2 separate regions of the Homo sapiens genome follow, and region 2 is linked to region 1. The links are chromatin loops, found by intact Hi-C in ENCODE. Cell type or tissue: heart left ventricle. All regions are shown on one strand. Links, peaks and the distances in the headings refer to the core of each region. The heading gives the core; the rest is flanking DNA. Region 1 overlaps NR6A1 (nuclear receptor subfamily 6 group A member 1). Region 2 overlaps NR6A1 (nuclear receptor subfamily 6 group A member 1).

Region 1 (16,734 bases), core at 6,031-11,030:
AAGGGGAAAAAAAAAACTACCATTCTCTAAATGACTTTTAAATTACTATCTTATTAGAAACACAATTCTGGGCACTAATCTTTCTTACATACTAGTCATGAATGCTTAAAGCTCAGTACTATCTCCCACGTCCCAGCTTCAGAAATCCATTGTGTGGCAACAAAGAAATACATCTTTAACCTTTCATCCCAGGATCTTTCAAATCTGAAGCAAAGCTAGTTAATCATACCTATGAATAATTCTGTGCCAGGCACAGTGGCTCACACCTGTAATCCCAGCACTTTGGGAGGCCCAGGTAGGTGGATCACCTGAGGTCAGGAGTTCAAGACCAGCCTGGTCACCACGGTGAAACCCCATCTCTACTAAAAATACAAAACTTAGCTGGGCATGGTGGTGGGCACCTATAATCCCAGCTACCTGGTAGGCTGAGACAGGAGAATCACTTGAACCCGGGAGGCAAAGGTTGCAGTGAGCCAAGATTGCCTACTGCACTCCAGCCTGGGCAACAGAGCGAGACTCCGTCTAAAAAAAGGAAAAAGAAAAAAAAACAATAATTCCAAAAGAAATTTTTAAAAACTATTCAAACCTGGTGAGTTAAGACAGAAGAGCAACAACCAAGTATTTATAGCACAACATAAATACAAAAGATACTCTACAAAATAGGACTAAGGGAGAAAAAACTCCTTTTTTTTAGATGCTAAACTTTCCTATATTCTAAAATCAAATTCAACAAATATTTACCTAGTGTTTTCCATGTATAGGCTGCTATCCCAGACTGCATTGGAAAAATAGGTGAGTAAAGCTGGCTACCCCTAGATTCTTAAAATCTAGCATAGAAAATAGAAAACTGACTGGATACAAGGACTTTTGAAGTAAATGCCCTAATGGAGACATTAACAGCAGTGGTCACACTATTTATTTCTTCTTAGGGAAAACTAGAAAAAAGTTAATGACAAAATGGCACTTGAATCAGACTAGTAAGGGAGGAAAGAAAGAATGTAAATACAGACACATTATCAATAATACTCAGCCATACATATCTTTTGGATGTCCTTCCACTGCTGGCAACTATTTCCCCTAGAAGCAGTCACATCCTTACAGATGATTATACAGACCTTGTCTGACTTTTTTTTTTTTTTTTTTTTGAGACAGAGTTTCACTTAGTCACCTAGGCTACAGTGCAATGGCATAATTATGGCTCACTGCAGCCTCGACCTCCCAGGCTCAAGGGATCAACCCAACCCGCCTCAGCCTCTCGAGTAGCTGGGACTACAATCATGTGCCACCACGTCCAGCCTGACATGTTCTTTACTAAATGTCCTCACAGGCAAGAAAGGCCTATCCCAGCACACACACAACCTTCTCATCCTAGGTTGGATGGTCTCATCCACATACACTTTCACTTACACTTCCCAACTGATGATTCCCCTCTCCCCCAAACTTTCAATTCTGGATGAGACTCTTCTCCTGAACCACAGACCCATCTATCCAAATGTCTATTGTCAATGTCTACCAGGATAAATAACCCATAGGCTCCATCAATTTCAACATGTCAAACTGAACCTATTATTTTCTCTTTGAATCCTCTTTCTCCTGTGTTCTTCACTCAGGTTCCAGGTACCACCAACTCTCATCCCCCAAGCCAGAGATCCCCAAAGACTCCTCCTGGGCTCCCACTTTACCACCCTTCCCAACAGTCCCCTCGAATAATATAGTCAATCACCAGGACATTTTCATTCTCTCTCAAATATCCCTAGATCAAGCTCAAGGCATCTAATCACCCTATAATCCTAGACTATTATGACTGCTCCTCTCTCTTCCTGGAATTTAATTTCCTAATCCACTCAAAAATCCTGTTTGATTCCCCTTTTCAACTTTTTAGCATACATTAATAGCACCAAATTACAGAAATAAACAAATCCAACAATTGAAAAGCTACTTTTTGCAACCTTATTTCCTCGAAACACCCCAAAGCTTGAAAAGGATAACACCTAAATTCCTATTTGCAAACTCTCTTTATACAGAGATGCAAATATACCAACTTTGATGTTAAAGCAAGTTTCTAATATTAAGATATCAATAAAGTGATATACTAGGCAAGATGCCTTGCTTCAGTATTAATAAGCCATTTGTATAAGGCTAAGTGATCTACTCCCTCTGTACTTAGATTTTCTCCTCAGTGAAAGATCAATTTTCTTAGCATCATTTTTCAGCTCTAAAGTCCATGAGTTTATCAAAAGTTGCAGTTGTGTATAATAGGGGGTACAAATCATACAATGCTAACACTTGAGGAACCCTTAAGGGGTTATCAAGATTCTTAGATTTTTTAAAAAAAACTAGAAGGATAAACTATAAATCATTCCTAATCTCTTCCATCCCACTGTAGCCCCCATTTTACAGAAAGGAGAAATTGTTTAAAGGGAATAACATTTGTAGGATTCCTGTGATTTAAACACTAATTGTGGTCCCATAGGCATTTCCCCGATCTAAAAATGGGAACAAAAGAACTTAACTTAAGCCGGGCGCAGTGGCTCAAGCCTGTAATCCCAGCACTTTGGGAGGCCGAGGCAGGCAGATCACGAGGTCAGGAGATCGAGACCATCCTGGCTAACACGGTGAAACCCCGTCTCTATTAAAAATACAAAAAAAAAAATTAGCCAGGCGCGGTGGCAGGCGCCTGTAGTCCCAGCTATTCGGGAGGCTGAGGCAGGAGAATGGCATGAACCCGGGAGGTGGAGCTTGCAGTGAGCTGAGATCGCGCCACTGCACTCTAGCCTGGGCGACAGAGCGAGACTCTGTCTCAAAAAAAAAAAAAAAAGAACTTAACAGGGCTGTTGTAAGTATTAAATGAAATAAATATAAGTACTCAAAACAGTACCTAGCATATAGCAAATGTTCAGTAAGAGTTACCTATTATTGGCCAGGTGCGGTGGCTCACGCCTGTAACCCCAGCACTTTGGGAGGCCAAGGCGGGCGGATCACCTGAAGTAGGGAGTTTGAGACCAGCCTGACCAACATGGAGAAACTCCATCTCTACTAAAAATACAAAATTAGCCGAGTGTAGTGGCGCATGTCTGTAATCCCAGCTACTAAGGAGGCCGAGGCAGGAGAATCACTTGAACCCGAGAGGCGGAGGTTGCAGTGAGCCAAAATCGCACCATTGCACTCCAACCTGGGCAACAAGAGTGAAACTCCATTTCAAAAAAAAAAAAAAAGAGTTACCCATTATTATAATTGGAAACCCTCCAAAACACAAATATAAACAGACTCAGAAAAGACTTCTTAATTTAAAAAATCTAAACCACTTTGCAGCAGCTTTAGGGAAAGTGTTCCATTCTGCACACACTTAGGGAATAGGACCTTTTACTAAGTCATCACCCAGTGCTATTACTGAGAGGTCAGCTTCTTCATGAGGTTGCAGTATTCATGTGAAAATTGACCTTTGGGTCAACCATTCAGATCTCAGATCACCCAATCAATAAAATAAATACGGTATTTTTTTTTTAAGAGACAGGTCTCGCTATGTTGCCCAGGCTGTAGTGCAGTGGCCATTCACAGGAACAATCATAATGCACTCCAGCCTCGAACTTCTGACTCAAGCAATCCTCCTGCCTCAGCCTTCCCAGTAGCTGGAACTATAGATGCACACCATCACACCAGCTTGTTAAAGCACTACAGATACTAGTATACCCTGCCCCGCTAAAATCACACTCTTACATAACGCATGTTTCTTTACAGTTTTTGATACCTATTATAAGTTCCACAGGCTTAGAAGTTCCTCTTCTAGCATTAACATACATTAGCACAAACATAAGGTTAGAATTGCATCCCTACTTCCCCACAGCTCAACTGGACTTCCAGAGTAAGAGATGATTATTTGGTATACAGCTGTTCTGAGTTTAACAATCTTCTCTCTGAATATGCCTCACATTCCTGAATAAGTCACAGTGACCATACTATTCAAAAAGTAAATACTAAGGATATCAAATGAGAAGAACGTATTTGTAAGGTCAGCAAGGCAAACTTTAATACAAGCTGACCTGGAAATTGAGACTGTATAGACACATTGGTTACTTTCAGTCCCTACCATGTTAAGGCTCTCATGTTTCTAGTTTATATTATTCACTCTTCATCTTGTATCAAATAGTATTTAAGAGCCTAATGCTATTTTGCTTTGTTTCCTAAAAGGCATTAAGGATCAAAAGTCTCTCCCATTCCACATGGAGTTCTGCTTCCATGTCACATGCCCAGGGCCAGCATTTTTAAGCAAGGGTCTCTTTGCTTCCTTGTCTCCCCATTGGCAAGGATTTGTCCTAAACCTCACAACAGCATCTTTCTCCAACATCACAAATTGGCTTTGGACTTTGCTCTTCTCCTTAGAAATACATAAAGGCATCTTTAAAAAATAAATAAATAGGCCAGGCGCGGTGGCTCACGCCTGTAATCCCAGCCCTTTGGGAGGCCGAGGCAGGCGGATCACGAGGTCAGGAGAACGAGACCAGCCTGGCCAATATGGTGAAACCCCGTCTCTACTAAAAATACAAAAAATTAGCCGGGCGTGGTGGTGGGCGCCTGTAGTCCCAGCTACTCGGGAGGCTGAGGCAGGAGAATGGCGTGAACCCAGGAGGCGGAGGTTGCAGTGAGCCAAGATCGCGCCACTGCACTCCAGCCTGGGTGACAGAGCGAAACTCCGTCTCAAAAAAATAAATAAATAAATAAATAAAAATCATGACCAGTTAAGGAAAAAAAAAGTCAAGATTTTTAAACAAGCAATTTTCAAAGACCATACTTGTCTCCACGGCTAAAATTGAAGTCTGGCTTTAATTCTTGCATCTACCATTAAAACACAGTCTCCTAAATACTAGACTCCTTAAGGTACAAATGGCCCTTTGTATCCTCTACCAGAAGCTAGTGCTCAGATTCCAAGAGTGTAAGCCCTGGATCAGACACATTTGGGTCTGAGTCCCATCTCTCCCACTTAGGGGGCCAAGTCACTTAAGTTGTTCCTCCCATCTGCAAAATGAAAATAATGTTACTCTCCTTATAAGGTTGCTGCATGTAATTATCACACAGTGGGCACACAATAAATTTCAGCTCAAGAAAAAAGGAAAGGCAAACCATTAACGACAAAATTTTCAGAGAAAGACACTAGTCACACCCAAGTACTAATTAGGCTAATACTGCACATCAATATAATTGTTAAATCACAACTCAGCGAAGAAATCAGTTGAGACCAAAACTTTCTAACAAGAACATAAACAGTTCAACATATCCTCTAAGAACGAGAGAAAAATTAAGTTTTTGTGTGTGTGATTTACAATTTAAATGGTAAAAATTCTTCTAGATAGAGCACATATGAGCTTGACAATAACATTCGAAACTCCTGGCTGGAAGTCCTCCTTACTTCATTACTTCATACCAAGGCATGCTGACAAACCTCCTTACCCTGAGCTAAGCTCTGGATTGAGACCCTGGAATCAAAGTGTCACCGAGCAAGAATTATATATTCTAGCTTATACCCAAGTATCAGAAAAATTTTACTAAAATATCAATTAAACCAAGTGGGGTGTGCCATACACTACATGAGTCTGGTGCCTGGGATTAAAAATCTATTAGAAACGGGTTTCACAAGATGATTTATCAAGAATCCACAGTAAATGTTCAGAGATATGGCTAGCATAGACAAAGTACAATAAATTAGAAATAGGAAAATTACCATAACTGGAATTTCTTTAAAAAATCCTCAATTTCTTTCAAAGTACAAAGTGTTTCCATGAAGAATTTTAAGGATGCTATTTAAAATAATTCGGAACTGAATTTTTTTCTTTTAGTAACTAGTGGAACAAACTTTTTAAACAACAGGATTACAAAATTCCTCCTTTTGTATTTGAAGAAGCTATTGTCACAATACAAAATTAAATAAAACAGAAGGGCAGGATGGCTCACGCCTATAATCCCAACACTTTGGGAGCCCGGGGTGGGCGGATCACTTGGTCAGGAGCTCAAGACCAGCCTGGCCAAAATGGTGAAACCCTGTCTCTACTAAAAATACAAAAATTAGCTGTGCATGGTGGCATGCACCTGTAATCCTGGCTACTCGGGCTCCTGAAGCATGAGAATGGCTTAAACCCAGGAGGCAGAGGTTACAATGAGCCAAGATCACGCCACTGCACTCCAGCCTGGGCAACAGAGCAAGACTCTGTCTCAAACAAACAAAAAAATTAAATAAGAAAAAATGACAATAGGTTTTTTTCTTATTCAAAAAGTTTTAAAGATAAAATCAAATTAAAATTAAACAATCAATTTTTTTAAAAGGATAAAATTTTTAAAAATCAAATTATAATCTAGGCTTCAATTATGGTAAAGTTACATCAGCTACCTATTGTTTCCAATAGAACACAATAAAATGGTAATTAAACATAATTATTAATATAAATTACAAAACTACAACACGCAATAAAAGTCAAAGAAATTGTCCTTTAATGCACTTGAGATAACATCTGTTTCAAAAACTGCTGGCAATATCTTTTCTCAAGCTCACTTTTCCAACATTATCTAATGAGGAGGCAAGGGAATGTTTATGATGTCTTTACAGTTATTTCAATAAATCATTTATGTAGGGGTACAAGTACCTACAAAATTACTATATATTTTACACCCAACTTCTGAAATTCACTAAGCACTAAGAAACACAATGTTTTAAGAAAGACCTAAGTTTTTAAAGATGAAATCCTATCTCACAGCAGTTAAATTAAAAAAAAAAAAAGATCAGAAAAACACATCTAAAAATCTCTACACTACTCTGGAGTTAGCTGAATTCTCTTAGAGGATGAGGAAGAAAAGAGGAGAGGCAGGGACAGGGAGGCAAGAGGAAGGATGAAAGGAGAGAAAGAAAAGTAAGGAGGGGGTACCTAGGCAGTAAGGCCTGTGGGACTGGTTCAACTTCGAACAAATTTCCTCTTCCCTAAGACTCAGTTTACTCATTTGTAAAATGTACACACCATCACCTATGTCAGTGTTTCCCAAAGCAAGGAAACCACTGGATGATTTTAAATGGTACAAAGAGAAGGCATCATAAAACATTCCAAAGCTGTTAGTACCTTTTCCACTCTCTTTCAATCCTTCTGATTACATCAGAAGAAAAATGTGGTGTTAGTTTTTCTAGTGCCTCTCTAGTGCTTACTAATCTCTCTATCAAAGGCCTGGTCAGAGACCTTGGCAGACAATAGCATTTAGAATTTAACACAATTCTATTTTCATTAAATTTTTTTCATTGTTACTTTCTACTTGTGGCAAATAATTTTTCATTTAAGCTAATAAAAAAATTCATTTTAAAATAAATGTTGGGTTGCAGAATGTTAACTATTCAATATTTAAAAAATTAAATAAGCAATATATTAGAAAATGACAAAAATCATGTGGTGATACAGGAAAAACTGAAGATTTAAAAATACTGGTTTAGCAGAGTAGTGGTTAGTAGAAGGTTATTTTCAACTCTAAGCCTCAGTTTACTCATCTATAATAAGGGAATATCACCACCTATCCAAAGAAAAGTTATGGAAAGGATTACATGAGTTAGTTTAGCTCTGTGCCTAGTGCTGAGTGTTCAACAACTACTTGTTCCCTTCCCTTTTAAGGATATTACCAGAAAACCTTTTTAGAGACCTCCAGAGAGAGACTTTGGGTAGGGGATGGGGATGCTGGGCTTCCTGTATATCAGAGACAGGAGCATTTGCTCTGGTTCTAATACTTCCCACTAAGAACCTCCAGGGACCTAGCCTTGCTTTTACCCTGATAAAGCTGCAGTCTACTCTCCTAAGGCTCATAATTCTACTTACAAGCAAGACTGGGAATAAAGTGCTACAGAAAAGGGGCACATATCTTAAATCACTGAGAAGTCAAACCCTAAAGGGCACCAAGGAAGGAAGGACCATTTTATAACAAGTCCAAGCCAAAATAAAGTATTTCATTTGGGCAAATTCAACAACTCTGTAATGGAAAAGAAAGTCACTAGGTGGTTCATAACCAGCCTTTATCACCTGATATTGTCAAACTAGAGCCCACAGGGGAGAAAAACCTTGGGAGGAGGAGTTCCAACTCAGAGTAGGAATGCTTCAAGAAAAGGAACACCAACTGAGTACTTACTACAGTCCCACCATTGTGAGTAATAGGCACTTTATTTTACATATATTGCCAAATTTTTCCAAACCTATATGAGATAATTCCAAGTCAACTGACCAAATTGCCAAATCTCCAAATAGCCAATTCTCTAAATTTGTCAAAAATTTGTTTTAAATATTTGGACAGTTTATAAAAATTCATATTGATGAGACAGTTAATTACCTTTTAAGGATTTCTGCCAAGTCAGAACTGACCGTTGGAATACCAGCATTTTTAAGATGTTCAATTTGTCTCTACACTGCAGCTGGAGAGAGCTGAAGCAGAGAGGACCTCTGCTGGTAGAAATATACATCCTTGTCTGGGCTGCAGGGCATGGGGGAGAAATGATGTATAGGAAACGGGAAAAACAAAAAGGAAAAAAATGGTGGGGAGCATTTAAGAAAAACGAGATGAACAACGGGTTCTGTAAGGTCTACAGATTAGATTCAGCAAACTGTCTTTTATTGAATGGAATACTGGGTAAACTGAACATCTGGGAAACTGGTTTTCAATGACTTGGATTGTGGTAAACTGGTCTGCTGTACCTATGAGATCGATGATATTAACATTACTTACAGATAAGGAAATTAACTCAGAAACTTTTGTAAAGTAATACAGCTACATTCCAGGTTTTCCATAAACTACCTCATTTCATTCTCCAATAATCAATGTGGTGATTCCACATCCTTTTACCACCCTCCACCCAGTATCTCCACCCCCCTTCCACTCAACTGTCAAAAAAATACATTAAAAAATCACAAGAATAGACAGGATTTAAACCCAAGTCTAACGTTAAAGCTCAGGCTCTAATGCACCTAGTTATCACTACATCCTACCAATTTGCTGAAATAATTTTTAACCCCTGCCCTCCCACTGCTGAAGTTTGTCTACCATTACTACAGTAACTCCTTTCTGCAAAGATCTGCTTTTCAGAGGTTGAGTCACATTACCGTGGAAATATTTCAGGCAAAAGAGTATTTCAGAGATCTCATTTTATTTACCCTGAACAACCTTATTGCTCACACGATTTCAGATCAAATCAGAACTGAAATTGCTTGAGAACTTCCATTAGAGACTCTCAGACTGGCAATCCCTGCTGTGTATTAACAACTTTTTCCGTTCATTATGTTGGCTTCATTCACAAGCACACTGGCATGTAATTTCATTATTGTGATCTAAGAGTGACTAGGTTAGTCTCATTAAATAAATGTAAAAACTAAAATAATCCTAAAATCTGCAAGATCTATGTAACACCTTACCGCTTGCTCAAACTATCTGCTTTACTGCTGGACTCTTCAGGGATTTATCACATTTATGATGCTGGAAGACATGTCTTATCTGACCTACTGACACATAAAACCTAACTTTTCTTATAGCAACAATGTCAAGGTCCTTTCTATCAATAAGATAGTACTTCAAGGCTCTCTAAACAGCTGCGAATATATTCTACCCTTTTGGTAAGCAGAAAAGTTCTTTATTCATAGAACTTAAGATGTGGCTCACATATAAAGCATTTTTAAAACATTAATATTTTTACTTTTACACTGACTGAGTATAATCAGAAACTTTCACTAAGAAAATTCCCACTGTGTAAAATATTTTAAGAATCAATTAAACTGTTACTTTTAAAAAAGTGTTAAATATTTGTTCTGATTCCCCACTGGGTTCAAAAACCTCTTTGATGTTAAGATGGGGAAAAGATAGATCTTTTCAGCAAATCTGAATAGCACAAAATGACACTTTGAAAAATGCCACCCTCTCTTAAATCTTTTCAAGTACATATTTTAAATGATCAACAAATAGATGACAAACTTAATTATTTTTGTAGCCCATATTAGGCTTCCCTTTGCACTTTAGTAGTACCTCTTATTAATTATTTCTGATCTTCAATGTACACCCAAGGCTACGCTTAATGTTTTAGCAAATAGAATACCATTCTTTTGAAATTGACAAAAGCTATAAATTTAACTCAAGACAGCTTTTGTAGTTCAGTTAGATTCAAGGTCATCTCAAGGCTTTTAATTACTAACCAGGAATTGAGGAGGTTTGTACCCGCTATAGTTGAGAGAAAGAGCAGCTGGCTTATTCATTTTCTTATTAAAGAGCATTATAAAACCTATCTTGGCAAATTACAAGTTTCTGATCACCAGTGGTGAGCACAAAGCAGCAAAGCAAATGATCTTCAAATGTTCATGTTTACTTTCAATCAACATAAACTTTAACAATGTCTAAAGACTACTTAATTTTAATTTCAGCAAATATGACTTATGCTTTAATAAAAAAATGTATAGATAGCTGGATTCCCAAAATGTTCCTATTTCCATTCTGAAATCAGACCTGTTAAAAACTGTGAATGCCCTTCAAATTAGCATAAGATTTATTTAGATTCTTTCACCATCAAACACTGCACAGGATCAGGATAGAAACTAGCCACTGAGGAACCCATGCAGATTTCTAAAGGAATGCAAGTTTAAATTCTCTCTGCATGTACTTAATTTCTATTCACACTCAGGTATAGGTAGGTCTCAAGACACATTAAAGACTGTGGGAGATGATATAATTGTATTAGAAGACACACGCACATCAACTTATCATCCCGAGATTTTTAGAGGCAACCAGAGAAGGCTCTAGGGTGTCTCTGCCACCCATTCACCCATATCTATAAGAATTCGAAGGTAGCCTCAGAAGGGTCCTTAAGCACAGCTCTGACCAGACTGGAGATGCTAGGATGAGGGTGCAGGGCAACATTCTAGTGCCAGAATCAAAAAGAAAAAAAAAGGGCGGGTAGGGGGGGAATGACTCTCTCTCACCCCAAAATGATAAAAAGCAAAGAGCCTACCCACAGTATCTCAAATTCTATCTCAAGCACCAGGCATTTATTAAAATAAATAAGTACTGCTGGCAGCCCTGGATGTTGGTATGCAAGGTATCTCAGTGTAAATTAAAGTAGTTGTTGGTGAGGGTACATTGAGATAGACACACACTTCTCAAAATTATCCCCCAAAATAAGCCAAGATAAAAGCAAGCACAAGATGGTGTGAGAAGTACTATTATAACACTGAAAAAATAAAACCTATCTAAATGGCCAGCAATGAAAAACAATGGGCTGTCATACAGCTATCGAAAGTTTCAAATAACTTGATGTTCAATGAGTGAAGTTTATAACAGGAGAAAAAACATTTAAAATTAAACAAAAAGCAGAAAACGTAATAGTATATACTGTATGACTAAAAAAATGCAAAAAAAAAAAAAAAACCTTGGATTTGAGGTCTAGAAGAAAATGTTAATGAAAGTTGCTTAGTGGTAGGATTATAGGTTATTTTCCCTTCGTTTTCCATATTCTCTTCAGTAACCATGCATTAATTTTAAAAACACTGGATTCTTAAGCAGCTCACATCTTAAGAACCAAAGGACCTAAGGGCCACAGGCAATTCAAGCACAGACAGACCCTCAGAAATCACAAGTATTTAAAACCTAAATATACGATGCAGCTGTATCTTTCCTGCTTTTATTTATATGCAAGCACTTCCAACTGTGTTTCCCAGGGTATGTTCCTTAGACAACGCTTTAACCCTGCTTTCCAAACAAGGCATTTGAAACATCGGGTATTCTCCAGCCAGGAGTCCTTATCTATGCTCTGAAACTAGCTTTGGAGAATAAATTTACAGTGTTTCACACACTTCGGCTTGCTCAGTATTTATTTTTTGATGGGCACACTGTACGAAAAGCAAACTTATTTTGAAATATTTTGAAAAGGCTCGCAGCAGATAGGAAATTTTATCTCCAAATGTTAAATGCACTTCTTCACAGCAGTACTTTCAGCAACTGCTTGCAGTCAGTTCTGAATTCCAGGGAACCAAAGTATCTCTCAGATTCGATCTGTCACCAAGAAAGGGAATATTTTTTTGTGGGAAAGCAATTGTATTTTCCCACATTAGGTGATTGATTAAGTTCTCTCCCTAAAAGGCTGATTGGTTTCCTGGTGCCAGTAAAATGATTGATGAATATTTCAACTGCAGCTACCCTGCTACACTCTTCACTTCACCCCTCCCCCATGCACCTCTCCCCTTTCCTGCTGGGTTCCCTTTTTACAGACCAGCAGCATTTAAGGAAGTTTCCCTTCTGTTTTGCAATTTCCCTTAATGAATCAACGTTCTCAAATGAAGCGCATTTAATCTTAGGAAGACAGCACTCTTCTCAATGCTGAATGAGTTTTGCAGATAAATATCCCATTACAAGGAATGAGGAAAAACTCTAAAATTAACTATGAGTTTGACTCAGCAAATGAAACTGTACTCAAAAAAGAGAAAGTGTGGCATGGAGGGGTTATAAATGAAAAAAGTGATCTTGTTTAAACAACAAAAATACTCCATAATTTATTTCAAATTTACATTACAAATTATCATAACATCAGAACTGTAACTGTAAACATTTCTATAAGGCAGACTCAAAGAATGAAATTTACAGATAAATTATGGGATCTCACAGACTTTAAAGCAGCCAAGGGTTCTAAAGCAGAACAGGGAAACAGTTTGGTAAATGTAAATATTCTCAGAGGGATGATTGAACAGTATCTGACATCAAAATCATCCCAGAGAATGTGGGCAGTCAGTACCACAGCTATTTGCTTTAGGCAGAACTTTTCTAAATTGCAACTTCCTGTTTTGCCCAATTCATTCCATCATAAACCTGGAAAATCCTTTCAGGGATTATCTAATTTAGCTCCTCCATTTTTATAGGTGGACCCACAGAGACATGCATTTGAGACAGAGCTAGAATCAGATCCTAGGCATAAAGTATCTCCTGGGCCTCATAACTCCTCAATGTTTGGGCTCCTCTCTAAAGTCTTTTCCTATTCAAACTACTTTGCTAACATAATCTATTAACCCACACTGCCTATCCTCTTTTACATCTTTCTCACTATCTCTCTTTTCATTAGGAAATCACCTTCTGTATTTTATAAATTTTGGACACCTAGCTCTTATATTTCTTTTGTGAGACAGAATTTTAAAAAGGTACATGGGACAAAGGCCACCTTTTCCTAAACTGCATTCCCGAATACAGTCAAGCAAACAGCCACTAGTTTATTGGCCATCTCGTCTTAATCTGGGATATCTAGTCACTTTAAATTACAGGAGAACCATGTTTCCAAACAGAAACTACATTCTAGTTCCAGGAGGGCCTATCAAACCTTGGATTTAGCTTAAACACACTGCTTGACTTAGATATTGGCCCCAATTTCCTCAAGTAGCTGAAAAGCACATTCCTTTCCCTTATATTTTGTAGACTTACTCTGACTACCAGCAAGGGACTCTGAGATAAGCAAAAGGCTCATATTCCTGACTTGCCTCTTTCATTCATTCAATATTCATGGAACACCAATTCTCAGTGCTTAGGATACAGATAAAAGACATTGTACTCCTGCCTTGAGTAACTCAAAACGCCTTCATTCCTTAGCACCCCTTGGGTTCACCGAAGATTGTCCCTGATTTGGCAAAATTGTTTTCTGGCCAAAGGCTTATTAAAACCAACATGAGGCCAGGGGCTGTGGCTCACAGTTGTTAATCCCAGCACTTTGGGAGGCCAAGGCGGGTGGATCATGAGATCAGGAGTTCGAGACCAGCCTGGCCAACACAGTGACACCCTGTCTCTACTAAAAATACAAAAATTAGCTGGGTGCGATGGTGGGCACCTATAATCCCAGCTACTCAGGAGGCTGAGGCAGAAAAATTGCTTGAACCCAGGAGGTAGAGGTTGCACTGAGCCAAGATCGCACCACTGCACTCCAACCTGGGTGACAGAGCTAGACTCCATCTCAAAAAAAAAAAAAAACAACCACCATGAGGTGGGATGCCGAGGCAGGCAGATCACCTGAGATCACAAGTTCGAGACCAGCCTGGCCAACATGGTGAAATCTCGTCTCTACTAAAAACACAAAAATTAGTCAGGCATGGTGGCGGGCACCTGTAATCCCAGCTGCTCCAGGGGCTGAAGCAGGAGAATCACTTAAACCAGGGAGGCGGAGGCTGCAGTGAGCCAAGATCTCGCCACTGCACTCCAGCCTGGGAGACAGAGTGAGACTCCAACTAAAAAAAAATAAATAAATAAAAATAAAAATAAAATAAAAGCCAGCATGAGAGAAAAGAAAAAAGTCACTTGCAATTCTAAGAGTGGGTCTTTTTGGCTCTCTAATCAATAAAAGTTGAATTCTGGGCCTCTCCAACATAGATAAATGCCCCAGATTCTCAGGTTTTTGCTTTTAGGCAGATACTATGCTTGGCAATTTACAGACCTTGTCTCTAATCCTTATAACCCTACAGTCAATTTCAGAAATGTCAGAGTATATTGGAGAAGAGGGGATGTTAAATCTATGAAACAAATTATTAATGCTGTTACTAGCTGCGAAATCTGGAGGTTTAAACTCTGTGGGTCTCAGTTTTCTCCTGTAAGATGGGGATAACAGAACACCTACCTCAGAGTTAAGACGATAAATATACATAAGGTGTTTAGATTATAAACACTATGTAAATGTTAGCTATTAATGTTAAATGAGAACACTAAAGTTCAGAGAAGTCAAGTGACAAAGTCGCATAGCTGTGATCTTTGTTAGGCCACACTCCAGAGTCCCTGCTCTTTGCCTCACACCATCTAACCAAAATCCTTCCTCCCTGGATGGGACTACTATTGCCATTTCCAAAAAACAAAGCCCTCTAAATGCATGTCAATGGGGGGCTTCCCCCAGGTGGTTTATTATCCTGCTAAAAAGGCATCTTGGGGGAAGGATTCCAAGAATAGAGAGAGGAAGTCTCCTGACAGGTTAGACTTCAAGGGTACAGAAAGAATATGGAAGAAAAAAGCCAAATCTGTCTCAGTTATTAGGTTTCGTAATTAAAGCAATTTAACTCAACTGAAGAATGCAATTGAAGATTTCACATGAATCTTCAAATCCAAACATTAAGAAATAAAAGAAAGGCTTGTATTTTCTTATAACTAAGCTGCAATCCCCACAAAACACAAAAATGTTTTCAAAGGTACATTACATGAAACTCCAAGAATATCAAGATAATTAGAGCTCTTAGGAAGGAAGCCCAAATAATTATCTCACTGATCTTTCAACACCTATCCAAGCTTCACCTTGAGTTCTGATGCGGTAACTCCTTATTTGTTATTCACATTGTTATGTGACATTTCTTCAGCCAGCAAGCCCACTACAGGATGAGTTCTACCTAGTAACTACCCTAAGGAGTAAATTTCTAACTCTTTAACAACACAGTAATTGACTTACACTAAAATGTTACTCACACTAGGAAAGGATATTCTTCGACCAGAGGAAGAGATGCCTCTCCTATACAGACTTTATTACCATCTCAGTGAAAACCAGGTTAAAAGCAAACCAATTTACAAAACTGCATTACCGAAATCACAACTCTAAGACTCAGTGAAGCCAAACATGTCTAAGGAAAGCAAATAAGCAAACTATTCTTGATGGAAGTTTTAAAAAGCACGATAGGATCTTTATCTCTTATAAATTGTTCATTATTCTATAGCAATGACTCTTAAGAAATTCTGTTGTCAGATTTATTTCCACAAATGTAAGTCTACCCTTGGTGAGGCAACTGGTTCTCTTGAAAAACTGCTGCCACAAGACAATTATCAGTTAAGCAACAGGTTTCATGTAGCAGGTAACAAAAGCTTTATCAGAGAACTCAGTGAGAGTGCACTACCACACATTTCATGTATTCCCAAGCAAAGAAAACTTAAAATGATATGAACTCATTTTCAATAAAAGTAGCTCAATTATCGAGGGAAGTAAGAAAACTCCAAAGTAAAAAAAGTACTACTAATGGTATCTGGTGAAGTCACCATCTTCTTTACACATTTCGTTAGTTCATTTAGACCTGGAGTTCTCATATATTTATGCCTGAGTGTTCTTCAGGATCCCTTTTACACTCTTAAAAATTATGAAGGACCCTAAAGGGTTGATATTTATGTGGCTTTGTCTATTGATATTTATCATACTGGAAAATAAACCTATGAAAAATTTAAAATATTTGATAATCCATTTAAATTTAATAAATTCACGTTAGTACAAATAACATTTTTATGAAAAATAAAATTGTCCAATAAAACATAAAAATTAGAAGAGTGGCATTGTTTTACATTTTGCTAATCTCCTTAATATCTGGCTTAATCCTAGCAGCTAGATCTCCTATCTGTTTACCCATTCAGTATATTGTGATTTTTTGTTGTTGTTGAAGCACAGGCAGAAAATCTGGCCCCACAGATTTATAATCGGAAAAGGAAGAAGTATTTGCTTTTTAAAGTAATTGTGGATAGTCTTCTTTGATACTACACCAAAACTCAATTAAGTGGTACTTTCTTAAAGGTTAGTTCAGTGTGAGTTTAAAACCATATCAATGAACTATGTGTAATCCGTTACATTAAAATCCATTGATCAATCTGGCATTTTGAACAGATCTCTTAGCTGTGTAGGATCCTGTAATATCACACATAGATCTTTTGGAAAATACTGAATTACTGAGATATTCAGATTTTCAAAATGTTGACACATTT
Region 2 (16,734 bases), core at 4,159-9,158, 140 kb before region 1:
ATTATTTAATGATCAGCAAATTCAGGCATGACATCTTCTATGAAATATTCTCCTACTCTTCCCTGCCCTAAAGGTTCCAATTCTATGAATGTCCACCATTTCATCCCTTTGTGTGCCTGCCTCCATGTGTCTATGGGTCTGTGAATATTCCAAGAACAAGGGACCAGGGTTTGATTCATTTCTGTATTCCTGGAATCTATCACAGAACATAGCAAAAATGGGTACTTGATATATGTCTGATGGATTAAAAAAAAAAGGCCTAGGCTTCCAAGAAATCCATAATTCTATAGAAAGAGCTAAATAAAATAAGGGGCAGCCTGGAATTATATACTTTGGAGTCAGACAAACTTGGTATCAAATAGCAACTATACAACATGCATTAATTTTGTAAACTTGGGCAAGGCACTTCAATTCTCCTAAGTCTGTTAAATGGGAACAGTGATTCTTCAGGGTTATTGATTAAATAAGTATACAGTTCAAACTAACTAAAATTATCTTTAATAACACAACTCTATGTTCACGTGACAGTGAGGTAATTTAACAAACTCCAAGAACACAGGGTATGTGCCATCACCCGCTGGCAGCTTGTCTGACCCCAAAGGCCATGGGCACCTCCCTGTCAATAGGAACTTGATAAACTGAGGAAAGGGGATATTGCTTCCCTGCTACTTTCTAAGTTCCTGCTCCCTTTCTGTGTATATTCACTCATCTTTCTCTTTGGTGAATCCTGAAATATTATTCAATCCTGGGCTTTGGAACTCAGGTTTTTGTTAGTTTAACCTTTAAATATGTTGAGTAAAGGGAACAGGTATCAGAGATTGGGATACATACTCCAGCACAAGGGACAATAAAACTTGATGCTGCTCCTGGACATCCTGGAACTGCAACTCAGGCCCCATTCTCTCAAGCTCAGGACTTTTTATTTTTTCTTTTATAGAAAGATAGAATAAGCTGGGCATGGTGGCATATCCCTACGGTCCCAGCCACTCACGAGGCTGAGGCAGAAAGGTCACTTGAGCCTAGGAGTTCTGGGCTATAGTACACTACGCCAATCCGGTGTTCCACACTAAGTTCAGCTTCAATATGGTGATCTCCCAGTAGCAGGGGACCACCAGGTTGCCTAAGGCGGGATGAACTGGCCTAGGTCAGAAATGGAGCAGGTCAAAACTCCCATACTGATCAGAAGTGGGACTGTGCCTGTCCGTAGCCACTGGATTCCAGCCTGGGCAACACAGTGAGACCCCATCTCTTTAAAATTAATAGGAAGATAGAATAAAAGAGAGGTTCAGCAAAGAAATTCTAGGGTTAAATCGAGATTCAAATTTTGGATCCTGTAAATTTACTAGCTATGTGACTTTAGGTAAATTGCATAACTTGTCTCAATTTCCTCATCTATAAAATAGGTTGTTAGCATTACCTACCCCATGGAGTCTCTGTGAGAACTGAAAGAGATAATCTTATGAAAAATGTTCAACACAATGCCTGGCAAACAGTAAATTTTCAATAAACTTAGTTAATATTACTTAGAATAATGTTTTTCATGAAATAATACCTGGGTGGGCACGGTGGCCAACACCTACAATCCCAGCACTTTGGCAGTCTAAGTTAGGATGATCGCTTGAGGCCAGGAGTTCAAGACCAACCTGGGCAACATAGCGTAACCCTGTCTCTACAAAAATAAACAAGTAAATAAATAAATAAGCAAGCAAGCAAGCCAGTCAGCCATGGTGGCAGACAACTGTAGTCCCAGTTACTTGGGAGGCTGAAGCATGAGGATTGCTTGAGCCCAGGAGGTTGAGGCTACAGTGAGCCGTGATCACGCCATCGTACTCCAGCCTAGGAGACAGTCTCAAAAAAATAAATAAAAAAAATAATTTCGTGCTTAGGAGGAAAAATGACAACCAGAAAACAAAATTTAAAAAAGAAAAAAGCACTTTTTAGATTTTATTTTTATTTTACGTTTCAGGGTACATGTGCAGGTTTGTTACACAGGTAAATGTGTGCCATGGTGATTTGCTGCATGTATCAACCCATCACCCAGGTATTAAGCCCAGCATATCTTAGCTATTTTTCCTGATGCTCTCCCTCCCCCACCCCCAACAGGCCCCAGTGTGTGTTGTTCCCCTCCCTGTGTCTGTGTGTTCACGTTGTTTAGCTCCTACTTATAAATGAGAACATGCAGTGTTTGGTTTTCTGTTCCTATGTTAGTTTGCTGAGGATAATGGTTTCCAGCTCCATCCAAAGGAGCGGCAAAGGACATAATCCTATTCTTTTTTATGGCTGCAGAGTATTCCATGGTGTATATATACCACATTTTCTTTATCCAGTCTATCATTCATGGGCATTTGGGTTGATTCTATGTCTTTGTTATTGTGAATAGTGCTGCAATGAACAAATGTGTGCATGTAACTTTATAACAGAATCATTTATATTCCTTTGGGTATATACCCAGTAATGGAATTGCTGGGTCAAATGGTATTTCTGGTTCTAGGTCTTTGAGGAATCCACACACTGTCTTCCACAACGGTTGAACTAACTGACATTCCCACCAACAGTATAAAAGCATTCCTATTTCTCTGCAGCCTCACCAGCATATGTTGTTTCTTGACTTTTTAAGAATCACCATTCTGACTGGTGTGAGATGGTATCTCATTATGGATTTGATTTGCATTTCTCTAATGATCAGTGATGTTGAGCTTTTTCTCCTATGTTTGTTGGCTACATAAATGTCTTATTTTGAGAAGTGTCTGTTCATGTCCTTTGCCCACTTTTTTAATGTGTTTTTTTCCTTTTAAATTTGATTAAGTTCCTTGTAGATTCTGGATATTACATCTTTGTCAGATGGATTGCGAAAATTTTCTCCCATTCTATAGGTTGTCTGTTCACTCTGATGATAGTTTCTATTGCTGTCCTATTTGTCAATTTTTGCTTTTGTTGCAATTGCCTTTGGTGTCTTCATCATGGAATCTCTGTCTGTGCCTATGTCCTGAATGGTCCTGCCTACGTTTTCACCTAGGGTTTTTATGGTTTTGGATTTTACATTTAAGTCTTTAGTCCATCTTGAGTTGATTTTTGTCTATGATGTAAGGAAGGGGTCCAGTTTCAATTTTCTGCATATGACTGGTCAGTTCTCCCAGCATCATTTATTAAATAGGGAAACCTTTCCCCACTGCTTGATTTTCTCAGGTTTATTGAAGATCAGATGGTTGTAGATGTGCAGCCTTATTTCTGAGTTCTCTATCCTGTTCCATTGGTCTATGTGTCTGTTTTTGTACCAGTACCATGCTGTTTTGCTTACTGTGGCCTTATAGTCTAGTTTGAAGTCAGGTAGCCTGATGACACCAACTTTGTTCTTTTTGCTTAGGATTGTCTTGGGTATATTGGCTCTTTCTTGGTTCCATATGAATTTTAAAATAGTTTTTCCTAATTCTTTGAAGAATGTCAATGGTAGTTTAATGGGAATAGCATTGCATCTATAAATAACTTTAGGTGGTATGGCCATTTTGACAATATTGATTCTTCCTATCCATGAGCAAGGGATGTTTTTCCATTTGTTTGTGTCCTCTCTGATTTACTTGAGCAGTGGTTTGTAGCTCTCCTTGAAGAGGTCCTTCACTTCCCTTGTTAGCTGTATTCCTAGGTATTTTATTCTCTTCATAGTAATTGTGAATGGGAACTCATTCATGACTTGGCTCTCTGGTTATCTGTTGTTGGTGTATAGGAATGCTTGTGATTTTTGCACATTGATTTTGTATCCTGAGACTGCTGAAGTTGCTTATCAGCTTAAGAAGCTTTTGGGCAGAAATGATGGGTTTTTTATAGGATCATGTCATCTGCAAACAGACAATTTGACTTCCTCTCTTCCTATTTGAATACCTTTATTTCTTTCTCTTGACTGATTTCCTGGCCAGACCTTCCAATACCACATTGAAAAGGAGTGGTGAGAGAAGGCATCCCGGTCTTTTGTCAGTTTTCAAGGGAAATATTTCCAGCTTTTGCCCATTCAGTATATGATATTGGCTGTGGGTTTCTCGTATATGGCTCTTATTATTTTGAGATATATTCCTTCAATGCCTAGTTTATTGAGAGTTTTTAACATGAAGGGATGTTGAATTTTATAGAAGGCCTTTTCTGCATCTTTTGAGATAATCTGTGGTTTCTGTCTTTAGTTTTGTTTATGTGATGAATTACGTTTATTGATTTGTGTAGGTTAAACTAGCCTTGCATCCTGGGGATGAAGCCAAAGTGCTCGTGATGGATAAGCTTTTTGATGTACTTCTAGATTCAGTTTGCCAGTATTTTATTGAGGATTTTTGCATTGATGTTCATCAGGGATACTGGCCTGAAGTTTTCTTTTTTTGTTGTATCTCTGCCAGGTTTTGGTATCAGGATGATGCTGGCCTCATAAAATGAGTTAGGGAGGAGTTCCTACTTTTCAATTGTTTGGAATAGTTTCAGAAGAAATGGTACCAGCTCCTCTTTGTACCTCTGGTAGAATTCAGCTGTAAATCCGTCTGGTCCTCGGCTTTTTTTGGTTGGAAGGCTATTTATTACTGCCTGAATTTCAGAACTCATTATCGGTCTATTCAGGGATTCAACTTCTTCCTGGCTCATTCTTGGGAGGGTGTATGTGTCCAGGAATTTATCCATTTCTAGATTTTCTAGTTTACTTGCATAGAGGTGTTTATAATTGTATTTTTCAAGAGTTCAATACACCAAGCTGAGCGGAGAGGTGCTTTTGACCCCAAATAACTTTCCTTTCTGAATCTCAGGTTGGAGTGCTATTTGAGGATACTACCTGGAAGTATCCTTTTCCTGACCCATTCAGTAGTTTAGCCTTCTTCAAAACTTACTGTGCGGAAGGAGGAGGCAGGTATAGTGGGCTTTGGAGTTAAACATGTTCAGTGTCCCACAGTAAGATACAATAACTTTCTTTTATCTCTGTGAGCCTTCACTTCCCTTACCAAAAAAAAAACAAAATTGGGATCAGGCCATTTTGGTTGAGAATGTATGTAAAATACTTCTCATTATCACTAAAGTACTTATCATAGGCCCAGCAAACCTAGCAGTAGTTATTATTTTCCTTACTTCCAGAACCATGAGTCACGTTCTCTACAAGAATCTCTGTTTTCAAGCCCATTAGTGAGACAGAGTGCTTGCTCAGACATCCGTAGGGAAGAGATCCCCCAGAGTAGCCACCAAAGACTACTCTCCAGTCTTTGCTCCAAAATTAGAGACAATTTAAGGCTGGGCACAGTGGTTCACACCTCTGATCCTAACACTTTGGGAGGCTAAGGCAAGAGGATTGCTTGAGGCCAGAAGTTTGAGACCAGCCTGGGCAATATAGTGAGACACTCACTTCTACAAAATTAAAAATTAAAAGAAAAAAAATCAGCTGGGCATGGTGGCACATGCCTGTAATCCTAGCTATGTGGGGGGCTGAGGTGGGAGGATCACTTGAGCCTAGGAGGTCGAGGCTCCAGTGAGCCGTGATTACACCACTGTGCTCCAGGCCTGCACAACAGAGTGAGACCCTGTCTTAGAGAGAGAGAGAGAGAGAGAGAGAGAGAGAGAATGAGAGAGAATGAGAGAGAATTCAGCATTCAGAGCAGGTCAACACTGAGCAATTCCCATTCTGTGCTAAGCTGGGGATGGGTAGGTCAAGATGAATGAGTCAAGATCTTATCCTTGAAGAGCTCAAGCCAGCAAGCCAGTGTAAGGGATAATGATATCTATCTTAGAAGAGGGGCAAAATACAAGGTGTGCTCAGAGAAGAGGTGCTTGTCTTAGCTGGGGTGCCAGTAGCTCACCACTATTTTCTTGGAACCTAATATGTATCTGATGAATATCTGGAAGGGTTTCCCAGAGAAAGTGATAGCTGAGCTGTGCAGCTATACTGTTTAGCTCCTTGTGTCCCAGAACCTTGTGCTTTTTGATAAGGTTTCCAAACAAAACTAAACAAGGAATTTAAAGCAGATGTCAAGTAACAAAGGATAGGTTTCCACTGCTGACTTGAACCACTCTTCTCTTCTGCCCCTCACTCTCATAGTCCACCCAGATTCCCAGGAGCAACCTTCATTTGGAACAAAAGACAAGACTTATGCAGACCCTCCATAGAACTGACCCCGGGCTCAGATGTGTAAGGACAAATCAGTGTGGAAAGCAGAGAAAAAAACAGTTCCAGGACTGAGAGGAGACCAATGACTTCTAGAAAATGCTTTCCTGGGACTTCTTCAAGCATCCCTTCTTGACAAGCCTGCTTGGACAGATACCCCAGCATCTCTTCAGGACTTAAAATAGCACTGCACCTAAAGGGAAGAGTACCAGGAACATAAGCAGGGGGAGCTCACATCTGAGCACTATGCAAAGGAACCTCATAGATACTCCCCTCTTCTCAGTTACTTAACTGGGTTAGCAGATGGGCCAGTTGCAAATCACACCAATCTAAGAATTTGCCTGCCAAGGAATTATACCCTTAAAAATGATCCAATTTCAGTTACAACTCTTGTACTGTGGGTAAGGTAAACCCCCATATATCCTATCAATGTCAATGCAAAGTAGTAGTTTGGGTTTTTCTTTCTTTCTTTTCTTTCTTTCTTTCTTTCTTTCTTTTCTTTCTTTCTTTCACATCTTCCATCACACAACCATTATACAAATTGGTACAACATTTTGAGAGGTTATTTTTGGCATTATTTATTAAAGCCAAGCCCATGCTTTAAAATGCCCATGCCATTTAATATAGCAGTTCTAATTCTAGGAATGTACCTTACAGAAGTACTTGTGCAGGAGTGAGAAGATATTCATGGCAGTACTGTATATAGTAGCTAAATAAATTTTAAAATTCAAAGCCAGGAGTGGTGGCTTATACCTGTAATCCCAGCCTTTGGGAGGCTGAAGAGGAAGGATCGCTTGAGGCCGGGAGTTTGAGACCAGCCTGGCCAACATGGTGAGACCCTATCTCTACAAAAAATTTAAAATTTAGCTGGATGTGGTGGCACATACCTGTAGTCCCATCTATTTGGGAGCTGACACGGAAGGACCAATTAAGCCCAGAAGTTTGATGCTGCAGTGAGCTAAGAAGGTGCTACTGCACTCCAGCATGGGCAAGAGAGCAACCCTGTCTCTAAAATAAAATTAAAATTAAAATTAAAATTAAGGCCTGGTGTGGTGGCTCACACCTATAATACCACCACTTTTGAAGGCCAAGGTGGGCAGATTGCTTGAGCCCAGGAGTTTGAGACCAGCCTGGGCAACATGACAAGACCGTCTCTAAAAAAATAAATAAAAATAAAAAACACAAAAATTAGCCAGGCATGGTGCCACACACCTGTAGTCCAAGCTACTAGGGAGGCTGAGGTGGGAGGATCGCTTGAGCCTGGGAGGTTGAGGCTGCACTGAGGCGTGAGCAAGCCACTTTCACTCCAGCCTGGGTGACAGGGCAAGACTCTATCTCAAACAAAACAAAAAATAAATAAGTAAATAAAAATTAAAAGAAAAGCTCAAACTTTGCAATCAATAGGGGGATGGCTAATAAATCTGTATAATACAAAGAACATTACTGGCATAAAGAAGTCTATAATATCTTGTTAATGAAAAGAATCAGTTTGATCTCATTTACAAAAACATATATTTAAAAGTATATAAAAGTTTACAGATGGACTTCTGCCACCCTAGCCAAGATGGAGTAATGGGGACCAGATTTGGTCACCTGGCTGGGGCAACTACAGAGCTGGACAAACCATATAAAACAATGATTTTCAGGTACTGGACCTCAGGCGGCCAAAGACAGTGACTCCAGAGAAAGAGGAAACAAATAAGGGAAGTCCTACAAATACCCACCGAAGCCCTGAGTTTCCAGCCTAGAGCACAGGAAGGGAGAACCCAGGTAGAGCTCAACAGTCCCAAGAGTTGAGGATTAGAAGCTGGGAGTCCAGGAGGCAGGGCAGCTGGAGTTCACAAAGAAGAGGGCTAGGAGGGAGAGGGCTATGCAGAGAGAGCACAGCTGAGATCTGCAGAGGGGTCCTCCAAGTCTTCAGCTGAGGACTGATCAGTGCACATATACGAGAAAAATTACCCAAAGCCAGGGAAAAAATCATCCCAAAGGAGTAGAGGGAACAATTCTGGGGCTCCATAGGGCCAAGAATAGTTTCTGTCTCCACCAGCCAGAATGAAAAACTTTCAAAGTTAGAGAATTTATTTCCTGAAAGTCCTAATTAGCATTTATATATCCCCCAACAACTGGCCCTCGGGTATTCTAAGAGCACTGATTCACTTATCAGATTAGCTGTTTGTCCTATTCAATCTATAAATGATAGAATCTAAGACAGGTGGTGATGGCAGGTTTGTGGCATGAGAGATGGATAAGTCAGCAGGAGCCAGAGAGGCAACTCCAACGGGTTGAGAGAATAGATCCTAAAAATATACTCTGCCTTAGGCTCCTCTTGACATAGACAAAAGTCCGCCACTATATGCAAAAATTCCCTTTGTAAATCAGCTTGGCACAAAAATGACTGTAAAGATAATATCATCATAACCCCTCCTCAATGAACTGGCTACCACACTGAAATTTTCTTTTTTTGTTGGTGCTTTTCAAGTCTCTGCAACTCTGCCCAAACAGACCTTCCCATTTACCATGTCCTTCTTCTTTGCAAGAGACACTCAAATGCATTAAAGACAATCCTTGCAAGCCTATTCCTGGAAAAATGGCTCTTCACAATCTTATTTGCCCTTGTGGTCCCAGTGATATAACTGGATTCAAAGCCTGGTATTGCTCTTTTAATGGTGTTTACTCAGTCCTGGTGAGGTTCACTTTTCACACAAATAAGATAGTTGGATTCCACTGAATGTTTCTATTCAGATCAAGTTAATACAAAGTTGGAGAGCTTAGATTCTTTATCATGTAACTTTGAGAATGCTCAGATGAATGCAGCATAAAAAGAAATTGCTGAACTTCCAGGCTAATGCATTAAAAACTGCATAGAATGTAATTCCATCATTACAATGCCCTAATTAGAAAGATAAATTAAGCAAAATGGGTAGGATGCTTTTTACAGTAAGTGTTTCACAACTAGTCATAATGATTTGAAAATCAACACTCAGCAAAATGATAATAGGCCTCTGAGAGGAAACTGGAGTAGGCACATATAGTTGGGGTTCCAGCGTGGGCACCAGGTACAAAACTGAGAAGTAAAATCCTGGTCTCTTAAAGGCCCATATAGCACCTTTAAAATCCTGCATGTGTATATGGTGAATTCTATAGAGGTCAAACACTGGAAACTAGCAAAGGTTATTATAATCAGTAGCAACACAATATTTATTTCAACTATTTCGTAATCCTAATTATCCCAACCTTCCAACTTTCTCCATTCCCCCACAAAGCACCTAACAAATCCTTGTGAAATATAAGGGTTTTTGCCTTTTTTTTTTTCCCAGAATGATACAAAACTTGGTAAGCAGACACTGAGTCACAAGGCTTTTGTCAAAGAGCTGAACAAGAGAAGACTGATTATAGGTTAAAATTTACATGTTCCTGGAATTCAGACAATTAAAATGAGCAGTAGCTAGAATGTTTGGAGCCAGAAAAACTTTGCCACTTAGTACTTGTACAATCTTAGGTTTTATTTATTTATTTATTTATTTATTTTGAGACAGAGTCTCGCTCTGTAGCCCAGGCTGCAGTGCAGTGGCACAATCTCCGCTCACTGCAACCTCCATGACCATGTTGGTCAGGCTGGTCTTGAACTCCTGACCTCAGGTGATCTGCCTGCCTCAGCCTCACAAAGCTGGGATTACAGGCGTGAGTCACCACGCCCAGCTCATTTCTGTTTTAAAACCAAGTTTTATTTGGCCATAAAACTTGTTGGCAGCTCATGAAACAGAAATTTCCTGAGATAGAAAAGAACTAATTGGACAGGCGCAGTGGCTCACATCTGTAATCCCAGCACTTTGGGAGGCCGAGGTGAGCAGATCACCTGAGGCCAGGAGTTCAAGACCAGCCTCGCCAACCAACATGGTGAAACCCCAACTCTACTGAAAATACAAAAATTAGCCAGGCATGGTGGCGCATGCCTGTAATCCCAAGCTACTCCACTGGCTGAAGCAGGAGAATCGCTTGAACTCGGGAAGCGGAGATTGCAGTGAGCCAAGATCGCGCCAATGCACTCCAGCCTGGGCGACAAAGCGGGACTCCATCTCAAAAAAAAAAAAAAAAAAAGAAAAGAACTAGAACTAATCACAATCCCACAACCACATAAACAAAAACATATATATTATAATATACTGAGGGGGTGTCTTTCTAAGCATAACATGAAATCCAGATATCATTAAAGAAATGATGATCAGATCTGCATCTATATAAAGGTCTAACTTCTAAAAGGCAAAGATCCCAAAATATATATACATACTTATACACACACATATATTAGTATTTACAAAACATAAAGAGTTCCTAAAAATCAGTAGGAAAAAGACAAGCAAACCACCCAATGGACAAAGAATATGACCAGGCAAAGATGCCCTAATATGATTAGAATGAGTAACAGTGAAAAGGTCACTAATAAAAACTCAAAAGTAAAGCAACCATTATAAACCATTTCTCATCAGATTGGCAAAAAATTAAAAATAGTGGTATATTTCAGTGGTGAAGTTTTGAAGAAATGGGTATGCTCATACAATGCTGGTGGTTGATGTACAACTTGAAAACAGCTTACAGGATCTACCAACATTTAAACTACACACACCCTGTGACCCAAAAATACCACTTCTCTCCATCTTAGAGAAATACACATGTTCACAAAAATATACGTATAAGGCACATTTATTACAATTTTAAAAAGTCAGAAGAAACCTAAATACTGATCAGTAGAGGAAGAGCCAAGATGGAGAGATGGGTAAGGAGATTAGAAACCAGACTTTTAGACTTCACCCAGTCAATCTGCAAGTCACTCATTCTAGATTTCAGCCAGGCTGCCAATCATTCAGCTAATTCCTCCCTCCCGTTGTTTATTAGCACCACTAACATAAAAGGAAATCACTCCAGCTTTGAGAGCCAATTTTGAAGATTCCCGGGTGGCCCTTATCCTACATAAGGCATTTCTTCAATGGCTGCAATTGGTATATTCTGCCTGGTTTTTGTTTTGTGGTAAATATTTTCATTCTATTTTTGTCTTTTATATAGTCAATTTCAGCAGCTGTAAGCCAGTCAACTGAATGGAAACACAATTAGCTAGCGCAGGGCACCTAGGTGTTATTATTTGGCCACTACAAATAATGCTACAGGGAAAGTTTCTGTACTTGTATCTTTTCTAGTGTCTGATGAGCTATTTTCAAAGGAAAAAGTCTTAGGGCTGGGTTATGAAGTTGGAAACTATAGAAAGCTTTATGAGTGGCTCCCTACAGCTTTGTCAGTTCCCCTAGTGATTGGACCCATCCAAACCGCTGTGGGTGTCCTAGAGTCCACCAGCAGAGGGCAGCATCCCCCAGACCAACAAGGCCTCAGGATGCAGACATTAAGCCTGGGGAGTGAAGAAAAGTGATCAGAAGACAAAGGCAAAATCCACAGAACATGCTAACCAGGGCTTCCAAAATTTGGGAGGTATGGCAGACCCTCGTACCTGCAAGATAACTGGGATTATCCACAACTAGCAACACCTAACACTCAGTGTCCTTGATTCCTTAACTGGCACCAAGATAAAAAAAAGTCACCTCCTCTTAAACAGGTATATATACTGGCCATGCCAAACCTTTATCAACTAGAATCTTGCCAAGCAACAAAGATTACTGAAGCCCAACCCCTGGGGAGACTAAACAGGCGATGCATTATGCTGCTGGCCTCATTTTGGCAGTTTCTGTTGAAAGAAAGAATGGAAAGGGCAAACCTACATATCCATCACAAATGTCTGGTTTCTCATTCCCTTTACTTGGCTTCATTTTAAACTGAGCTGGGGGCAAGGGAAGGATACTGTAAGCAGCAATGAGTTGAAAGGTAACCATGGCCAGGTACGGTGGCTCACACTTGTTATCCCAGCACTTTGGGAGGCTGAGGTAGGCGGATCACTTGAGGACAAAAGTTCGAGACCACCCTGGACAACATAATGAAACCCCATCTCTACTAAAAATGCAAAAAATTAGATGGGCGTGGTGGCATGTGCCTGTAATCCCAGCTACTCAGGAGGCTGCGGCAGGAGAATCACTTGAACCCGGGAGGCGGAGGTTGCATTGAGCCGAGATTGCACCACTGCACTCCAGCCTGGGCAACAGAGTGAGACTCTATCTCAAAAAATAAAAAAAATAGAATAAAGGAAAAAGAAAGGTAACCACGAGCCCAGAGCAGTTAGGTTACAGGTCAAAGAAAACAGAAATCACTATGGTTGAAATGTCTCCAACAGTGTTCACTTTAGATCATTAACCAAGTGAGTCATCCTAAATTAATCTGAACTAAAGTTTGGGCCACTCGATATTTCAGCTCTTGAAGGTCTAGGGAAATACCACATCCTTACCTATCAAGAGGCGAGACACAACAACTATTATTTGCCATTTGTTCACTGCCACTGATATGCTAACTTCTCCCTGGAACATTTATATGATCTGTATCACAGCCCACACTACAGTCATAATAAATAATACAGCATTGGTGAGAATAGGAAAGCAGGCTCTCTTACACCCTGATTGCAGAGTTGAGGTGGTAGGAGAGTAGGGGTGGGAGCAGTATTTACCACCATTTGGGGGAGGACGAATTTAGCAGCACCAAGATTCAAATGGATAAACTCTTTCACCTAGAAATTCCACTTCCAGGGTTTTACGCTACAAAAGTAATGCCATAAGTAAGCAAAGTATTATACAAGGATATTCACTGCAGCCCTATTCATAATAGAGAACAAATAAAAACAATCTAATTCCCACCAACAAAAGATGAATGAAATAAATCCTGGCATATCTATTAACGCAACCATTCGTTAAAACAATGAGACAGATCCATGAATCATATCATGGAACAATCTCTAACACAAATTAAGTGAAATAAAACAAGCTACACAATTAAGTATGTAATTTTAATTAAAAAAAAAATTTTTTTTGAGACAGGGTCTCCCTCTGTCGCCCAGGCTGGAGTGCAGTGGCGCAATCTTGGCTCAATGCAACCTCCGCCTCCTGGGCTAAAGTGATCCTCCTGCCTTGGCCTACCAAGTAGTTGGGACTACAAGCGCCTGCCACCACACCTGACTAATTTTTGTATCTCTGTAGAGATAGTGTTTCACCACGTTTCCCAGGCTGGTCTGAAACTCCTGAGCTCAAGCAATCTGCCTGCCTTGGCCTCCCAAAGCGCTGGGGTTACAGGCATGAGCCACCATACCTGGACTATAATTTTTACTTTTTTTAAAAAAACTGCATGTTTGGAAAGTCTAGAACCAGAGTATACATCAGACTGCCCAGGTTTCAGTTTTGGCCTGCTGCTTACTAGAAGTGTGACTTTACACTTCATCCTCAAACTTCAGTTTCCTTATCTGTAAAATAGGGAGGGGGGCACATATTGCCTTCAAAGGATTATGATGAAAATTCAATTCATTTATTTTATTGGCTGGCTGAGGTGGCTCACGCCTGTAATCCCAGCACTTTGGGAGGCCGAGGCAGGTGGATCACCTGAGGCCAGGAGTTCGAGACCAGCCTGACCAATATGGTGAAACCCCGTCTCTACTAAAAATACAAAATTAGCCAAGCATGGTGGTGCATGCCTGTAATCCCAGCTACTTGGGAGGCTGAGGCAGAAGAATCGTTTGAACTTGGGAGGCAGAGGTTGCAGTGAGCCAAGATTGCGCCATTGCACTCCAGCCTGGGCAACAAGAGCGAAACTTCATCTCCAAAAAAAAGAAAATTCAATTAATTTGTTTTATTGTTTTATATACATATATAAATATAACTGATTACACACAAATAAGGTAGCACAATATAAATGAATATATATAAATAAGGTACCTGCCATATAGCAAATGCTCAGAAGATATAGAAGATGATAATGATTATTATTAACATCACTACCTCTGAGAAGTTGAATTAAGGAGGTAACTTTGATTTACCAAGTTTTATACTTCCGTAAATAAATAATTTTTCAGAATAGGCATGAAGTACTTTTATAATTAAAAGATATACCCTTATTCCCAAGAGAAATGAAAACATATGTCCAAAGACTTGCATGTGAATGTTCATAGTAGCATTATTCACAAATGCTCATCAACTGGTGAATGGATAGATAAAATGTATGGCATATCCATACACTGGAATATATTCAGCACAAAAAGGAACTGACTACTCAAGTGCTATGGCACGGACAAACTTCAAAACCACCATGCTACGTGAAAGCAGCAAGACACAGATAATACATATGGTATAATTCAATTTATATGACATGTCCAGAAAAGACAAATCTATAGAGACAGTAGGATTAAGGATTGCTGGGTTTAACAGTAAAAGGGCAGAAAGGTCCTTATTAAGATGATGAAAATGTTCTAAAACTGATTTGTGGTAATGGTTGCAAAACTTGGTAAATATACCAAACATCGCTCAACTGTACAGAGTAAATTATGATATGTGAAACATGTCTCATTGTTTAAAAAAAAAAAAAAGGTTTAAAAAGATACATCCTTACAAAACCATGCCTATTTTACACTTATATAATGCTCTGCCCTTGGGAGGGGCTTTAACTTGCATTTCTCTATTTCATCCTCCTAACTATCATGTGAGGCAGACAGAGTAGGGACCATGCTCTTTGGAGAAAAAAGAAAAATGATGTTCAGATTAGGCCACAGCTACTGCTAGCAAATAAAGCACCCAGAGCCCAGATCGAAACACAACTAACTCAATAGATACAGTGGTAAAAATGTACCAAGACTTCAAGATTCCAGGAGTAATAACCAAACAGTGATCACAAGTACAGTGATGACCAGGGGCTTTGCCTGCAAAGTATACTCCTTTTTAAAATTCTTTAACTTTTTGAATAAATGTGCACTTAAGAAATCTGACATAAAACATGCTTTTTGTTCCTTACACAGTCTGGCTAAAAGTCACATCATTATGGATATGCATAGATTCCCTGACACAAGAAGAAACTTCCTTTTCAGTAGCTCAAAAAATGCTTAGCATACATTGGGGATTCAAGAAATGCTTATTAGGCTGGAAGTGGTGGCTCACACCTATAATCCCAGCACTTTGGGAGGCCGAGATGGATCACTTAAGTCCTTGAGTTTGAGACTAGCCTAGGAAACACAGTGAGACCCAATATCTTTAAAAAAAAAAAAAAAGAATGAGTGGGGTGTGGTGGTGGTGCAAGCCTGCAGTCCCAGTAACTTAGGAGGATACGGTGGGAGTATCACTTCAGCCAAGGAGGTTGAAGTTGCAGTGAGCTGTGACCATACCACTGCACTGGAGCCTGGGTGACAGAGTAAGACCTTGTCTCAAAAAAAAAGAAAAAGGAAAAAAAGGAAATGCTTCTTACTAATATGAAAAATAATAGCAAATTTTTTAAAAGTTTAATTTGAACATACTGTAAATGAATCTAGCATTTCATTTTGTACAGAAAAACTGAAGAGAAATGACAAGAGATAAAACCTAAACCATAAGCCACACAGAAATGTTTTTGAGGGGGCAGGGGAGGAAGGTGGTTAATTTTTGGCAATCATTGTGCTAAAAAGCCACAGGCATTCCCAGCACCAGGCAAGCAACCAAGAAAATAACAGCCGAGCATGGTGGCTCGTGCCTATAATCTCAGCACTTTGAGAGGCCGAGGCGGGCTGATCTCTTGAGCCCAGGAGTTTGAAACCAGCCTGGGAAACATGGTGAAACCCCGTCTCTAACAAAAATACAAAAAAATTAGCCGGGCATGGTGGCATGCAGCTGTGGTCCCAGCTACTTCGCAGGCTGAGGTGAGAGGATCGCTTGAGCCTGGGAGGCAGAGGTTGCACTGAGCTGAGATCACACCACCACACTCCAGCTTGGGTGACAGAGTGAGAAGAAAACAAAAGTCTGGCATGACCAACCAGTATTTTCCCACGCTCTTCTCCAGTTTACACTGACTAGGGTTTACAGAACTGCAACAAGAATTGGTTCTGTGTGTAATATCCCATGTCCTTCACACTAAACTGGGTTGACAATGTCGGTGATCTCCCTAAGTCCCGTTTTCCAGATGGAAAACTAGGTTCAGACCGGCAAAACAGCAAAGTTTCTTTGACATTTTCTGTTGCTCACTGCTAAAAAGATTATGGCTTTTCAGCTGTTAATTGAAACACTGTGTGTCAAATCCTGATGCCTAGTTGAGATAACTTTACTTAATCACATTCTCTGAGGAGAAATGTCTTAGAAATAGCTGTTAAATAAAATAAAAGTTAAGCAAACTACAAATACTGAACCACTATAACGTATTTGGGACTTTTGTTTTGATACTTGATATATTTTTTCAGGATTTGGGCACCTACAGAGGATAAAGACTATCAGGAAAAGTCACAAGCCATAAAGAAACAGGTTTTGGGAATGGGGTAGAGCAACAAAAACACTGGAAAACCTTAAAAAAAAAAGAGTAGGAAATTGAGCTCAATTCTGGCTTCAATGGGGGTGGAGGAATGAACTTCTCACAGAGGTGTAGATCCTGCACAAGCAGGGCACAATGTCTGAACGGGTTCAATTTGAAAAAGGGATTTTGCAGAGAGAAATGGACCTTGGAAAATGGTCTATAAACCAATGGTTGTTGGG

What was found. Hi-C counts contacts between places; a loop is a spot of excess contacts. Peaks named below come from ENCODE experiments on the same cell type or tissue, not always from the same donor. Only the 100,000 strongest peaks of a DNase experiment are listed, where the experiment ranks them.
Region 2: a loop joins it to region 1, with 5 times the contacts of the local background. A loop is called at or near these places in 18 of 110 quality-filtered maps.

The regions. Positions count from the first base shown.
Region 1 is chr9:124,746,063-124,762,796 of GRCh38, forward strand. All of the region lies in intron 1 of NR6A1 (nuclear receptor subfamily 6 group A member 1), which reads right to left. LOC124900274 (a long non-coding RNA gene) reads right to left here. Exons shown (of 2, transcript XR_007061773.1): 1 at 1-16,734. Among named protein-coding and RNA genes, the nearest start is that of NR6A1, 17 kb to the right of the region's middle. RefSeq lists enhancers at 14,464-15,019, 15,020-15,574. In heart left ventricle, for the core only: a CTCF peak has its summit at 8,443; no DNase peak of the experiment used is centred there; H3K27me3 peaks cover 883 bases.
Region 2 is chr9:124,606,209-124,622,942 of GRCh38, forward strand. All of the region lies in intron 2 of NR6A1 (nuclear receptor subfamily 6 group A member 1), which reads right to left. It also overlaps the pseudogene RN7SL302P. Among named protein-coding and RNA genes, the nearest start is that of MIR181A2HG, 44 kb to the right of the region's middle. RefSeq lists an enhancer at 11,441-11,942. In heart left ventricle, for the core only: no CTCF peak of the experiment used is centred there; no DNase peak of the experiment used is centred there.